Regions from separate parts of the Homo sapiens genome. Here region 1 is linked to region 2. A link is a contact called in ENCODE Hi-C or POLR2A ChIA-PET data. All regions are on one chromosome and are shown on one strand. Each heading gives the region's core, a stretch centred on a gene start or an enhancer-like site at or near the end of the contact. The rest is flanking DNA. Distances are from core to core; before and after follow the strand shown. Region 1 has its middle 99 kb from the start of NEUROD1. Region 2 holds the start of ITGA4 (integrin subunit alpha 4).

Region 1 (6,241 bases), core at 2,271-4,770, 320 kb after region 2:
ACAAGCTGGAGCAAAAGAAAAGCAGTACAGTTTGAGCGAATTCCTTACTTCACAGTCCTAAGTGGTAATAGTAGCGCACGAGACAGTTCTGAGTCTCACAAGCCCCATCTTCCAGCTCCTGAAGATCTTGGAATGTTATAATGCCAATCCCAATGACTTTGCCTTAGCTCACCTATCAGACCCATGGCATTACCAGAAACAATATAGTTCTATTTTAGAAAAATACATAGTTTGAGAATATCAAGCACTATAGAAGCAAGTTTTCATTAATAACAATACTTGAGGTCAGGCACTGTGGCTCATGCCTGTGATCCCCTCAATTTGGGAAGCCAAGGTGGGTGGATCACTTGAGCCCAGGAGTTCCAGACCAGCCTGGGCAACATAGGGAGACCTCATCTTTACAAAAAAAATTAAAAAATCATTCAGGCATGTTGGCATATACCTGTAGTCCCAGCTACTAGGGAGGCTGAGGTGGGAGGATCATTTTAGCCAAGGAGTTTGAGGCTACAGTAAGCCATGATCACACCACTACACTCAAGCCTGGGTGACACAGTGAGTCCCTGTCTTAAAAATAAAGTAAAATAAAACAAAGTAAAACTTTTTATTAAAAAAACCCACAATATTTGCTTTCTATAAAAAATAGTTCTACTAGTTGAGTGTGTACTATTTCAAGCATGCGGTACTTGCTGTACATGTTCTCTTGCTTAATCTATACATTAATATTCTGAAATAATATCCAATTTTAATACATGTAAACCAAAGCTCAGAGGGAATAAGTACTTTGCTTAAGGTTATATGGTTGGTAAGTACCTGAACTGAGATGAAAATGTAAGTCAGTTTTTGTCTCGATTTAAGTATTCTAAAACTCATTGTTCTTTTTGCTAAAATATAGCTCAGTTTTACTCTTACAGTACTGTTGGATATTTTTTTATCTTTAAGTAACTATACATTGAAAGTATTGAATATTTCATTTCAAATTCTTGAGGGAAGGGTACATTTATTACTGTCAGTCTCAAATGCAAGAACTTGACAAATGTTAGCCATAATTAAGTGTTAGCATTTGCTATGTATTTTAAAGTACAAATGACAGTGCTAAGCACTTTCATTCACAAGGAAGGATGCGAAATATCTCTTGCTTTCATGGGTCATATAACCTGTTTGGTTAGTCAGTCCCTGTATTTGTGATGACAGCTTAGCAAATTGATAGTGCTTATCTTTATGGCTCTTTAGTTGAACTTGATTTTGATCTATTGAAATGGAAGTATTGGAAGTACTAACTTCACATTACTTACACACTCACAAAATATGAGTTTATCAAACATGAGAAAAATTATTTAAAGAAACGATAACACTGGCCTTTAAGCCCATTTGAAGTTCTGTACTTTTTCGTAGTCTGCAGGAAACTTACATCTTCAGAAACTCACTCAGAAGCATTCTTGAGTTATGAGACAAATCATTAATAATTAGGAACTCTAACATGAAGTTTCCAAATCCTTGAAATCTTCCTAAGGAAAGGAGATATACACCCTTAATATGAAATTGAACCTTTTGTTTCTTTTCTAATAAGGGCAGGGCTGATTTTATCTTATTTGAAAAAATATTTTGATTTTGTCATTTTATTTTAATAAAAACATCTAGCTGAATTCCTTCTTTGCTGTTTTCTCAAGTTTATCTTGGCTAGATGAAATTCTCTTTCCTGATGTTAGATTAAAATGTAAAATGTGGTTAATTGCACTTTCCTGCATACTATCATCTTTAAAAATTAAGTTAGAGAAGGTGAGAAATGGGCTTATACCTTCACCTTTCCTTTAAAAATAAAACAGATGTTAATTATTATGTGGACATACCATATTATAAAGTTATACCATAGAGTCATAGTTTCCCAGAAGTATGTCAATATTATATTTTAAATTGCAAAGAAAAGATTATATCAGCATAATAGTTAGATCCAATGAACTGAGAGACACAATTTTATGGGATAGCTATTAATGAGTTGCACAGTTCAAATACAACTTCTGAGTTCACTTAAATCTAGCTGTGCTATGTAAAAAGACAAAGGAGGCAGTGAGAGCTTAGCTGGGTTTCAAACCCATAAAGCTGGCTCTGAACAGCATGAGTCACTCAGAGATAAAGGCATTCAGTGATTTACTTGAATCCATTCGGTGCCAGCCTGGAAAAGATTTGGGAAATTAGCAGTGTCCTCACTTTTTTGATGGCGTGGCTAAAGAAAGGCTAATTCATGAAAAGGAGAAACCCTTTTCATTTGACATTGGATTTCCTCCTAGCTCAAACACAAATGGCATTACTAATAACACAATGTGCTGGGAGACTAGCAGGATATTGTGTCCCTTTAAGAATAGGCTACCATCTTGAGCATAATAACTAACTGGTGACCTGGGTAATTTTGAATCCATAAACAATTTCATTTGACAGATTATCCCTTCTTGCTTAAAAAAAAAAAAGACATCAATAAGAGTTCACTAATTTCCCAAGCAGCTGTGATTTGTAATGAACTTGACAGTTTCCATTTTTACTCTGTGAATGATTTCTTGGCCTGGTTAGAACGTTTGATTCAGGTACATGCAGATTCTTTGTGGAACATTAGACTGATAAACTATGCTTACAATGAGAAAGTACATTATCTGCCATCTTTTCTCTTTGAAGATGTTGACAGTCTGACCATAATTTGACCATTAGCATAACTGAGAAATTGGGCTATGTTAAGTTAACCACAAACTCATCATCATGACCCTAGATGGTATTTGAGTCTCCTCCCCAAAGACAGCACTGCCTCTTCTGAATTCAGGAAAGATGTCAGAGCTCATTTCCGGTTCATCAAGGCCCACACAGGGTCTCCTTGTCAGTGGGTGGAATGATATAGAATGTATGCTGGGACCTTCCCAGAGATGGAATGAAAGAAACAGGAAACAGTTACTTAATGCTAAGAGCTTGTCAACCCCAGACTTCAGGAAAGACCAGAAGGTGATCAATCATACTTTGACCTGAATGCATGTTTTGTCACATTATATCTGTAGGAGCTGCAGCCATGCTTTATGTCTTCCTGTTGGCTTCCTTATTCAGAAAGCACCAACCTAGGGTTGATGGCTGTTCTTGCCCTCCAAGGTCACTTCATGGCTGAAACTTGAATGGGTTTCATTGTATCTTTAAGAGCAGCTCTTTCCTCAGTTTTCTAGTTACTAGCCTTGACAACCTGGAAAGAGTGTTTTACTTATCCTCCTTAATGTCCTCTGCACACGCAGATGATTTGCAGGGAGTATGATTCTACTTCTGGCCTTGGTTTCCCTCCCACCTAAAGTTTCTCTCTCTGTAATTGGCACAGTCTCCTGATACATGGATTGGAGTTAAACTTATTTTAAAACCTGATTTCTGCTAATGTGCATATATCATCCCTAGTTCAATAATAAACCTTTTTTGTTGTTGCTCCTAGCATAATTTGTAAATTACTTCCCAGAGCCGCCTTTACTAAATGTCTGTGACCTTATTGTCAAGAAAGGCTTGACAAGCAGAAGCTGCTGCCTGGGGGCTGGAATGTCCCACTTCCTGTTCTTTCTCTCCAAGCTGCAGCATTGTATCCAAACAAAAACTGAACTCAGTGCACATGTGACCCAGAATTAGTTTGAAATGAAACTCTCTGAAGATGAAAAACTTTACACATTAACTCCTTGTTCCACTCCATCTACTTGCAGTGCTAAGACCACAAAGAGGGCCTTTTAAAAAGAACCAAAATAAACAAATGGATAGCTCAAGCTGTGGATAGAAAAAACAAGCAAACAGCAGCTGCATATAGCATCAGATTAACTGCTGCTGAGCTCTGACAAAATGGCAAGAATCTAAGACAAAGGAGTAGTACTGTTCAAGTAAATGAACCCATAGCCTTGGACTCTACTCAATCCCAGGAGGGTATTTTAGTGTAAAGGAAATCAGTTCTTGGACCCAAACCAAGGGTGTTTATGACTAGAAGGAGCAAAAGAATCCTATGTCTTCACTACAAAAGTACCATTCCTACAGAACCATTTCTTCTGTTATAGAAGCCTGGAAGAACTACCACACCATTCTTCTGTTATAGACACCTGGAACTCATCTTGATGTTTTCCTTGTAGCCATGACTCTAGTTTTTCTATCAATCATTTACTAAGATACTATAAAGAAAGGGCACAAAGCTAGATATTAAACTGGAGGTTTGCTTTCCTTCCTTTAGGAGATGATTTAGCAATAAGTCACAATATGAATGGAAACAGGAAATCACCAGCCAATCACCAAGGTGGCTTCCTTTAAGATGACAGATATAAGGAAAGAAAGCTCAATTTTTAAAGAGGAGTTGCCACCCAGGAGAGGGAAGAAGTTGGGAAGAGGGAAGGAGTTGGAAAGATGGTGATCTGGGGTCCATGAGGAGGTAGTAAGTACCTAGCAGGTGGCTGTGAGCTGTGAGAAGGCTGAGCACCAGGGCTATAAATCCCCTGGGTTCTTGCCAGGCAGGGAATAAAAACCCATGGCTGAGTATGACACTGTTTGTGGTGGCAGAGGTGGGGGTGCCTTTCCCCTAGGAGCCTCTGTGGCAGGGCTCTGCTGTAGTCCTAGTGGTAGCCATTGGAACAGTGGGCCTTGCCTGTGCAGGGTTCTGAGGCAACCTTTAGGGCATAGGCAGCACTTCCCCTTTCTTAAGCCCACTCACTCCCTGCCTCCTCCCCAGTGAGATCCCTAGAACCCAGCATTCATAAAGACTTTTCATGGCTAATGAGCAACAAAGCAGTGCCCAGCAAGATAAGTACAATACAACCTGAATTTACACTGTTCAACACCAGTGAGTTAGCCAAAACTTGAAAGAGCTATAACTCACAAGGCATGGCCACCCTGTGGGAGGAATCCACCAGGATGTGCCCACATATCACTGAAGATGGGAAGCACTTCCCCACCCTGAATATTTGCTTCCATAGAGTAGGATGCTACCTTGGTTTCTGTGGTTGCTACAGGAGCTGGGGTTTGCTATCAGCTTGTATCCTTTACTCACAAGTTTCCAAGGCCAAGTTCTTAAGCCACTAGTATCATTCCCTGTTATCAGGGCTTTGACAGAGTCCAAGGTAGGCAATATTCCCTTTTCCTGGACTCCAACATTTTCCTAAGCATTAACGAATCCCTGGATATGCAATCAGGAAGGAATGGGAGCTCTGGATGAGGGATAGAAAGGACTTCTCTTGCAGGTGGAGATAATGAGATGTTGCACATCAAGGCAAATTAACTGTACAGTGGGGTGATTAACTAACTGAGGGGGTCCTCAGGATATTGAACTTTTAGTGCTAAAAGGAAAATCCTGGGCAAACCAAGATGAATGGGTTATCTGTTGCACATCAAACTGTACAAGGGATGCACTTTTTTTTTTTTCTGTATATGGAATAAAACTTTGAGTTCTGCTCATTTGGAACTTGATTCAAATAGGGGCTGATAAACACATATTTGACAAATTATATAATAAACATATATGTAGCACACAATCAAGAGGAAAAAAATCAAAGTTTTCTGCAAGCACTTACACATTGACAGAGATCTGTCAATGTAACAGTGTTCTTATGTTATGCTTTAAAGTGAGATTCAAGACTTTCAACTGGAAAGTGCTACTCTAAAGTCCTTCTGTATACTGAACAGTAAATTATTAAGTTTGGAGCAAAGGAAAAAAATACAATTTGAGATAACAAACACTGTGGAAACTGTGAAATAAATGAGTTTTGTCATTTTCCCCCCAGAATATTTTCTTGCTTTGGCCACTGGAAATGAGGATGTTTCTATCTATATTTTTTCACTTATGAAATTTTTCCTTTCTACTCCCACTGTAGTAAGTTGAATAGTGCCCTTCCCAAAATTTATGTCACTTGGAACTTTAAAATATGACCTTATTTAGAAAGAGACTTTGCAGAGGTAACTAGTTAAAGATGTCAAGATAGAATCATCCTAGGTTTAGGGTGGGCCCTAAGTCCAATGACTGGTGTCCTTATAAGAAGAGTAAAGGAAACAGAGACACAGGGAGGAATGCTGTGTGAAGATTGAGGCAGAGATTAGAGTTATACAGCTGCAAGCCTAGGAAGGCCTGGGGCCACCTCCTGTGCTGGAAAGGTCAAGGAACCTTTCTTCCCTACAGACTTCAAAGGGAACTCACCCTGCTGACACCTTGGTTTCAGTATTCTGGCCTCCAGAACTATGAGAGAATAAATTTCTGTTGTTTTAAGAC
Region 2 (6,252 bases), core at 2,479-4,978:
GAATTGCATTGAATCTGTAAATTGCTTTAGGTAGTATTGTAATTTTAACAATATTAGTTCTTCCAGTCTATCACGGAGTATATTTCTGGGTTTTTGTGTCCTCTTCGATTTCTTTTATCAGAGTTTTATTTATAGTTTTTCCTTGCATAGATATTTTACTTTTTTAGTTAAATTGATTCCTAGGTATTGTACATTTTTGTAGCTATTGTAAAAGGAACTGCTTTCTTGATTTTTATTCAGATTGTTCACTGTTGTCATATAAATGCTATTGATTTTTGTATGTTGATTTTGCATCCTGCAACTTTACTGAATCAGATCTAACAGCTTTTAGGTGGACTCTTTAGATTTTTCTAGGTATAAGATCATGTAGTCTGCAAACAAACCTAATTTGACTTCTTCCTTTCCAATTTGGATACCCTTCCTTTCTTCCTCTTGCCTGATAGCTCTGGCCAGGACTTTCTGTACTACGTAGAATAACAGTGGTGAGAGGGGGTATCCTTGTCTGTTTCAGCCCTTGGAGGAAAGGCCTTCATTTTTTCTGTGTTCAGTATGATGTTGACTGTAGGTTTGTCATATATGGCCTTCATTATTTTGAAGTATGTTCCTTCTATATCCATTTTGGTGAGAATTTTTATCATAAAGGAATGTTGAATTTTATCAAATGCTATCTCAGCATCTATTGAAATAAGTATACCGTTTCTGTTTTTGATTCTGTTAATGACTTATATTTAGATGGTATTTAAAGACATAGGAAATGGGTTAGATCTCCTAAAGAGGGAAGATGGAAAGAGAATGAAAGAGTTTCCAGAATATAGCCCTGGGGGTTTCCCGCACTTATGGCGGAGGGAAGGGAGCCATCAGAGGAAACTCAGAGTGGCCAGATAGAAAGGCAGGAAAAAGCTTAATAAGGTGGTATCATGAGAAGAGAGTCTTCCTAGAAGGAGAAATGCTTACTCTTGATAAAAACTGAAAAATAGGGTGAGTCCACATTAGAATTCTCGCTACTGGGGAGGACTTTCTACACAAGGTTAGAGATCACTTGTATTTTGTCTACTATAATTTTAGTGCATAATGCATTTTTTTGGCATATAGTGGGCACTTATATACATATTAATCTGATGACATTTAATAATTGAGTGCCCAAATATTTATGTCGAGTTGAGAGCTAGGGATAGGCATGAGTCTTTCTTAAACATCCTTCTCTTCTCCTTCCTCCACCCCCTCACTTGCCTTCAGAAGCATTGATCAGAGAGATAGCAGTATCTTCAGTTTTTTTTAAAGCAACATGAAACACACTTTATTCCTGCTAACATTAGGAAAAGCGAGCTGTTTTCCAAGCCCTGGAGGAAGGAAATTCAGCTAACTAACGTGAGGTAATGTAGGGTGGCTATTTCTTGAAAGGTAGTGAATCATAACTATAACCATACTATGGAAAAAAGTCCTGCCTTACCAACCACTCCACTGACTGCTTGTCACCAAAACTACGCTATGAAACGAATTGTGTTGAGTGGCTTTCATTGTAAAAGATTTTGGTGAAGGGAGGGAAAGAAACTGGTAGGGGTTCAGATCAGAAGATCTGGCTTTGCCAGTTTCTGGAGGGTGTCAGAATGGCTTCAACATACCTACTTCCTTGGCCTCAACTGGAGGTTTTGTAGCTGTAAACAAGAAGGATTGCATAGTTCAGAATAACGACACTGTAAGCTCATTGTGGAACTGGGTTAAAATCAGCATGTAGATCTACTAAGAAAGAAACACACTCAGCACTACTACAGAAAGAAACAGCCATGGGCCCTGATTGTTAGCTTTCTGGAAGCCATTTCATTTTTACAATAGATTTATCACACACTGTATTGACTTTTTCCAGTATAGAGTAAGAGAAAGTTAATATTCCTCATGTTTTGTCTGTTGACAGACTGAAAATAATTGCATTGAGTTTGGCTAGAATATCCTGTCATTCCATAAACATCTCAAACTCCACATGGCTAAAACTTAACCCATCCATGCCCCCATCTGCATGCACACATACATGCATATAACTTCATTTCTCAGTGTTTTTTTCTCCATGAATGGTAGCACCATTCTCTTTCAAGAAAGAGAAATACTTCCCCTTGGGATTATCCTATCTCTACTTATTGCTGCAGGGGCTTCCAAAATTAGGTTTTCTGTGTTCAGTCTTGCATTCACACTTCTGAAACCCAGAGCTGACCGAGACAAATTCTTCAACTTCCTGTCAGTCCCAACATAGATTTAAAATTCCTAACCTGGCTCATGAGGTTCACCATGTATTCCTGCTTCCCTAAGTCAGCCTCATATCACACCAACCTGTGTGTGGAGTGGCTAAATACTCTAGCCAGGCAAGCTCTCTCAGTTCTTCTACCTGGCTCCTCTGGAGCCCTCCTTATTGCTCATCCCATTCTTAGCCTGATTCAAGATTCCTGGTCCTTCAAATCTCTCTTTAAGTGTCCTTACCTGGATCTTTCTCTAGTTAGTACAAATTTTTCTATCTACCATTGGAGCGAACATTTTTTGAAACTTTGTATCAGTCCTGCCTTACTCTTGGTGGAATCCTGTGGTCCTAGTCAAGTGCCTGCTCCATGAATGTGCTGAATAAATGAATAAGCATTTTAATTGTGTATCTGTCATTAGTGTCAGATGTGTTATTTATTCCAGCATGGTTTTAGCACACAGACACACTCTTTGATGCAGACTTTTCTTTTCTTTTTACATATAGCAACAATAAAAAACTAGACTTTCATCTCCTGAAAATATCAGTCTAATAATCACCTATGGCTGTCTCTCTGGTTGCTGAAGGAAAAAAAAAAAAAAGGCAGGGCACACCTGGATTGCATTAGAATGAGACTCACTACCCAGTTCAGGTGTGTTGCGTTGTGGGTCTCCGGCACATTTCAGAGGCTCATTAGGACCCTGACCCCACACTGGGGTTTACACCCCTAAAAGCAGGTGTGTCCCGTGGCAACTGAGTGGGTGCGTGAAAAGGGGGGATCATCAATTACCAGCTGGAGCAATCCGAATCGGTTAAAGTGAATCAAGTCACAGTGCTTCCTTAACCCAACCTCTCTGTTGGGGTCAGCCACAGCCTAAACCGCCTGCCGTTCAGCCTGAGAGGCTGCTGCTAGCCTGCTCACGCATGCAGCCCGGGCTGCAGAGGAAGTGTGGGGAGGAAGGAAGTGGGTATAGAAGGGTGCTGAGATGTGGGTCTTGAAGAGAATAGCCATAACGTCTTTGTCACTAAAATGTTCCCCAGGGGCCTTCGGCGAGTCTTTTTGTTTGGTTTTTTGTTTTTAATCTGTGGCTCTTGATAATTTATCTAGTGGTTGCCTACACCTGAAAAACAAGACACAGTGTTTAACTATCAACGAAAGAACTGGACGGCTCCCCGCCGCAGTCCCACTCCCCGAGTTTGTGGCTGGCATTTGGGCCACGCCGGGCTGGGCGGTCACAGCGAGGGGCGCGCAGTTTGGGGTCACACAGCTCCGCTTCTAGGCCCCAACCACCGTTAAAAGGGGAAGCCCGTGCCCCATCAGGTCCGCTCTTGCTGAGCCCAGAGCCATCCCGCGCTCTGCGGGCTGGGAGGCCCGGGCCAGGACGCGAGTCCTGCGCAGCCGAGGTTCCCCAGCGCCCCCTGCAGCCGCGCGTAGGCAGAGACGGAGCCCGGCCCTGCGCCTCCGCACCACGCCCGGGACCCCACCCAGCGGCCCGTACCCGGAGAAGCAGCGCGAGCACCCGAAGCTCCCGGCTGGCGGCAGAAACCGGGAGTGGGGCCGGGCGAGTGCGCGGCATCCCAGGCCGGCCCGAACGCTCCGCCCGCGGTGGGCCGACTTCCCCTCCTCTTCCCTCTCTCCTTCCTTTAGCCCGCTGGCGCCGGACACGCTGCGCCTCATCTCTTGGGGCGTTCTTCCCCGTTGGCCAACCGTCGCATCCCGTGCAACTTTGGGGTAGTGGCCGTTTAGTGTTGAATGTTCCCCACCGAGAGCGCATGGCTTGGGAAGCGAGGCGCGAACCCGGCCCCCGAAGGGCCGCCGTCCGGGAGACGGTGATGCTGTTGCTGTGCCTGGGGGTCCCGACCGGCCGCCCCTACAACGTGGACACTGAGAGCGCGCTGCTTTACCAGGGCCCCCACAACACGCTGTTCGGCTACTCGGTCGTGCTGCACAGCCACGGGGCGAACCGATGGTGAGTAGAGTTGGACTGATGCGCCCTCAGCAGCTCAGAGCGGCGTGAGAATGGCGCCCTAGGGATTCCCTGCCCGATTCAAACTTTCCTCCCTCCCAAGGAGGCAGGAGGGAAACGCTGCGAGAGCCAGCTCGCTGGAAATCTGCCAGGGAAACTAACTTATCTTGGGGCGGCAGCGCCCCGGGTGCGTTATGGTGCAAGGTCTTGGAGCTTCGAGTCGGGGGTGGTGGGCGGAGGAGGAGGTGGGGAAGCTGCCCTGCTGCGGACTGCACATCTGTGGCGACAGGGAGCTCAGTGGGCAGCACAGCTCACGTCTGAGCGCACGTGCACGTGTCTCGCTTTAGGCTCCTAGTGGGTGCGCCCACTGCCAACTGGCTCGCCAACGCTTCAGTGATCAATCCCGGGGCGATTTACAGATGCAGGATCGGAAAGAATCCCGGCCAGACGTGCGAACAGCTCCAGCTGGGTGAGTTGGGTATGGGACCAGGAGTTAGTGACCTCCCGACCCCCCATGTGGACCCCACCATAGGGCAAGTCCTGGAAAGATTCACGTTGCCTGTTACTTCTGGTTTAAAGAGCATAAAGTTTTCAGTTTCAACTCCATCTCATCTTGCCTCCTTAATATAAAAGGGATTCCCTTTCTGTTAATATCGTTCTCCCTTTTCCTTATGGCAATGATTGCAGTACTCTGACAACTATGCTAGAGAAATTTCTTATGATACCTTCTCTTCATCTCTCCCCGTCTCTCCGTGTGTAAAGCACATTTTAGACTCTCTCAGCGTATTAAGGACAGGATCCAGCTAAGCCAAGACTTGAGAATTTTATTTCCATCTTTGACCTATCAACCCTCTTAAAGAACAGGCTAAGGAGCATATCAGGAATAGCAATTGGAATTGATCCCATATCCCGTCGTTTAACCTAAAGGCCTAAAAAAAAAAGTGATAGTTTTACTTACAATATACAATCTAAAAGAAAAGGAAAATTGGCATCTTCATCGTTAATGTAGTATAATTTTCCATTCCCAAAACCGTCATCCAAAACTCATGTTATATGGGTCCATCTTTTTGCAGTCATTTCTCAATGTCTCAGATTTGTGACAAGTTGAAAAATGTGTACTGATAGAGGGGAGAAGTTTCATGTTTCAAAGCCAAAGACAAGTTTGTTGCACACAGGCAAGTGGGGAAAGAGGAAGGAATATTAAATAACAAGACCTATCTTGTTCCAAAGTGTTACTGCTATATATATTGCTTAACTTTTTTCCCCTTAAAGCAACCCTGGGTCATGGTTGACATTGTTCCTAGTTTATGTATGAGGACTGTGGCTCAGAGTTGCAAATACCTTTTTAAAAGTTACTTAGCTAGTGACTGATAGGTGGGAACTAAAGTCAAACTAGGGTCTGAATGCGTCCAAAGTCTAAGCCATTTTCTTCCATGTATGTATCTTCAATGCAAATAAAATTAAGTGAATGGTTTAATATGTTGTCTGCTGAGCTGATGGGTCATCTGTAAACGGTGAATAAAATTGGTACTTCTTTATATTTCTTTGCTATAAATGGACTTTTGAGATTAGTTATTGGATCTTTAACTTCTTTTGTATTTTATAGTAGTCTTTGCTCTTTTTCAAACTGTGAAGCTGGTTCCCTTCATTCAGATGAATTCAGATAGAGTATAAACATAATGGAATTTTTACTTTTAACTCAGAGCACCTATAAAAGTCTACGAGTTGTCTGTAGCATGTAGAATAAGCCCTAGCCTCTTGTTAAGCATCCTCAATACCAGAAATCACAGTAGGAATGCATAAAACATTCACAGACCCATACATTTTGGAATGATTTTGCAAAGCATAATTTTCATTGCATGAGAGAGTTGTGGGTGAAGAATTAGGGAGTGGAGCCGACAACTTTGGTCTGCCAGAGGATCTTGGCAAGGTCTCAGGAGGGAGCAATTTTATTTCTGTTGTCCTGTCATAGTTTCCTGATCCATGACATTATAACTACTGATATTTAGTGCCTACTTCCTGTCTGGATGGACACTGAATCTATTTCTGGATGTCTGTGTT

What was found. Hi-C counts contacts between places; a loop is a spot of excess contacts on that map. ChIA-PET counts read pairs that join two places held with the same protein, here RNA polymerase II (POLR2A). Pooled maps may share reads with other maps.
Region 1: a loop to region 2 is called in a map with no recorded cell type, with 8 times the contacts of the local background. The contact joins the enhancer-like site here to the promoter of ITGA4 in region 2. A Hi-C loop is called at or near these places in 3 of 37 single-sample maps with no recorded cell type and 10 of 50 pooled maps. POLR2A ChIA-PET finds 5 or more read pairs at or near these places in 1 of 52 experiments (activated T-cell).

Annotation. Positions count from the first base shown.
Region 1 is chr2:181,776,696-181,782,936 of GRCh38, forward strand. No RefSeq gene overlaps it. Among named protein-coding and RNA genes, the nearest start is that of NEUROD1, 99 kb to the left of the region's middle. Within about 2 kb of position 3,521, at least 8 of the 41 ENCODE cell types and tissues checked have a DNase peak (open chromatin) inside an H3K27ac peak, as active enhancers do.
Region 2 is chr2:181,453,658-181,459,909 of GRCh38, forward strand. It overlaps ITGA4 (integrin subunit alpha 4), which reads left to right and starts at 3,729. Exons shown (of 28, transcript NM_000885.6): 1 at 3,729-4,194; 2 at 4,539-4,660. The coding sequence starts at 3,998. RefSeq lists enhancers at 3,236-3,345, 4,066-4,255, 4,316-4,365, 4,726-4,775 and a silencer at 3,526-3,915.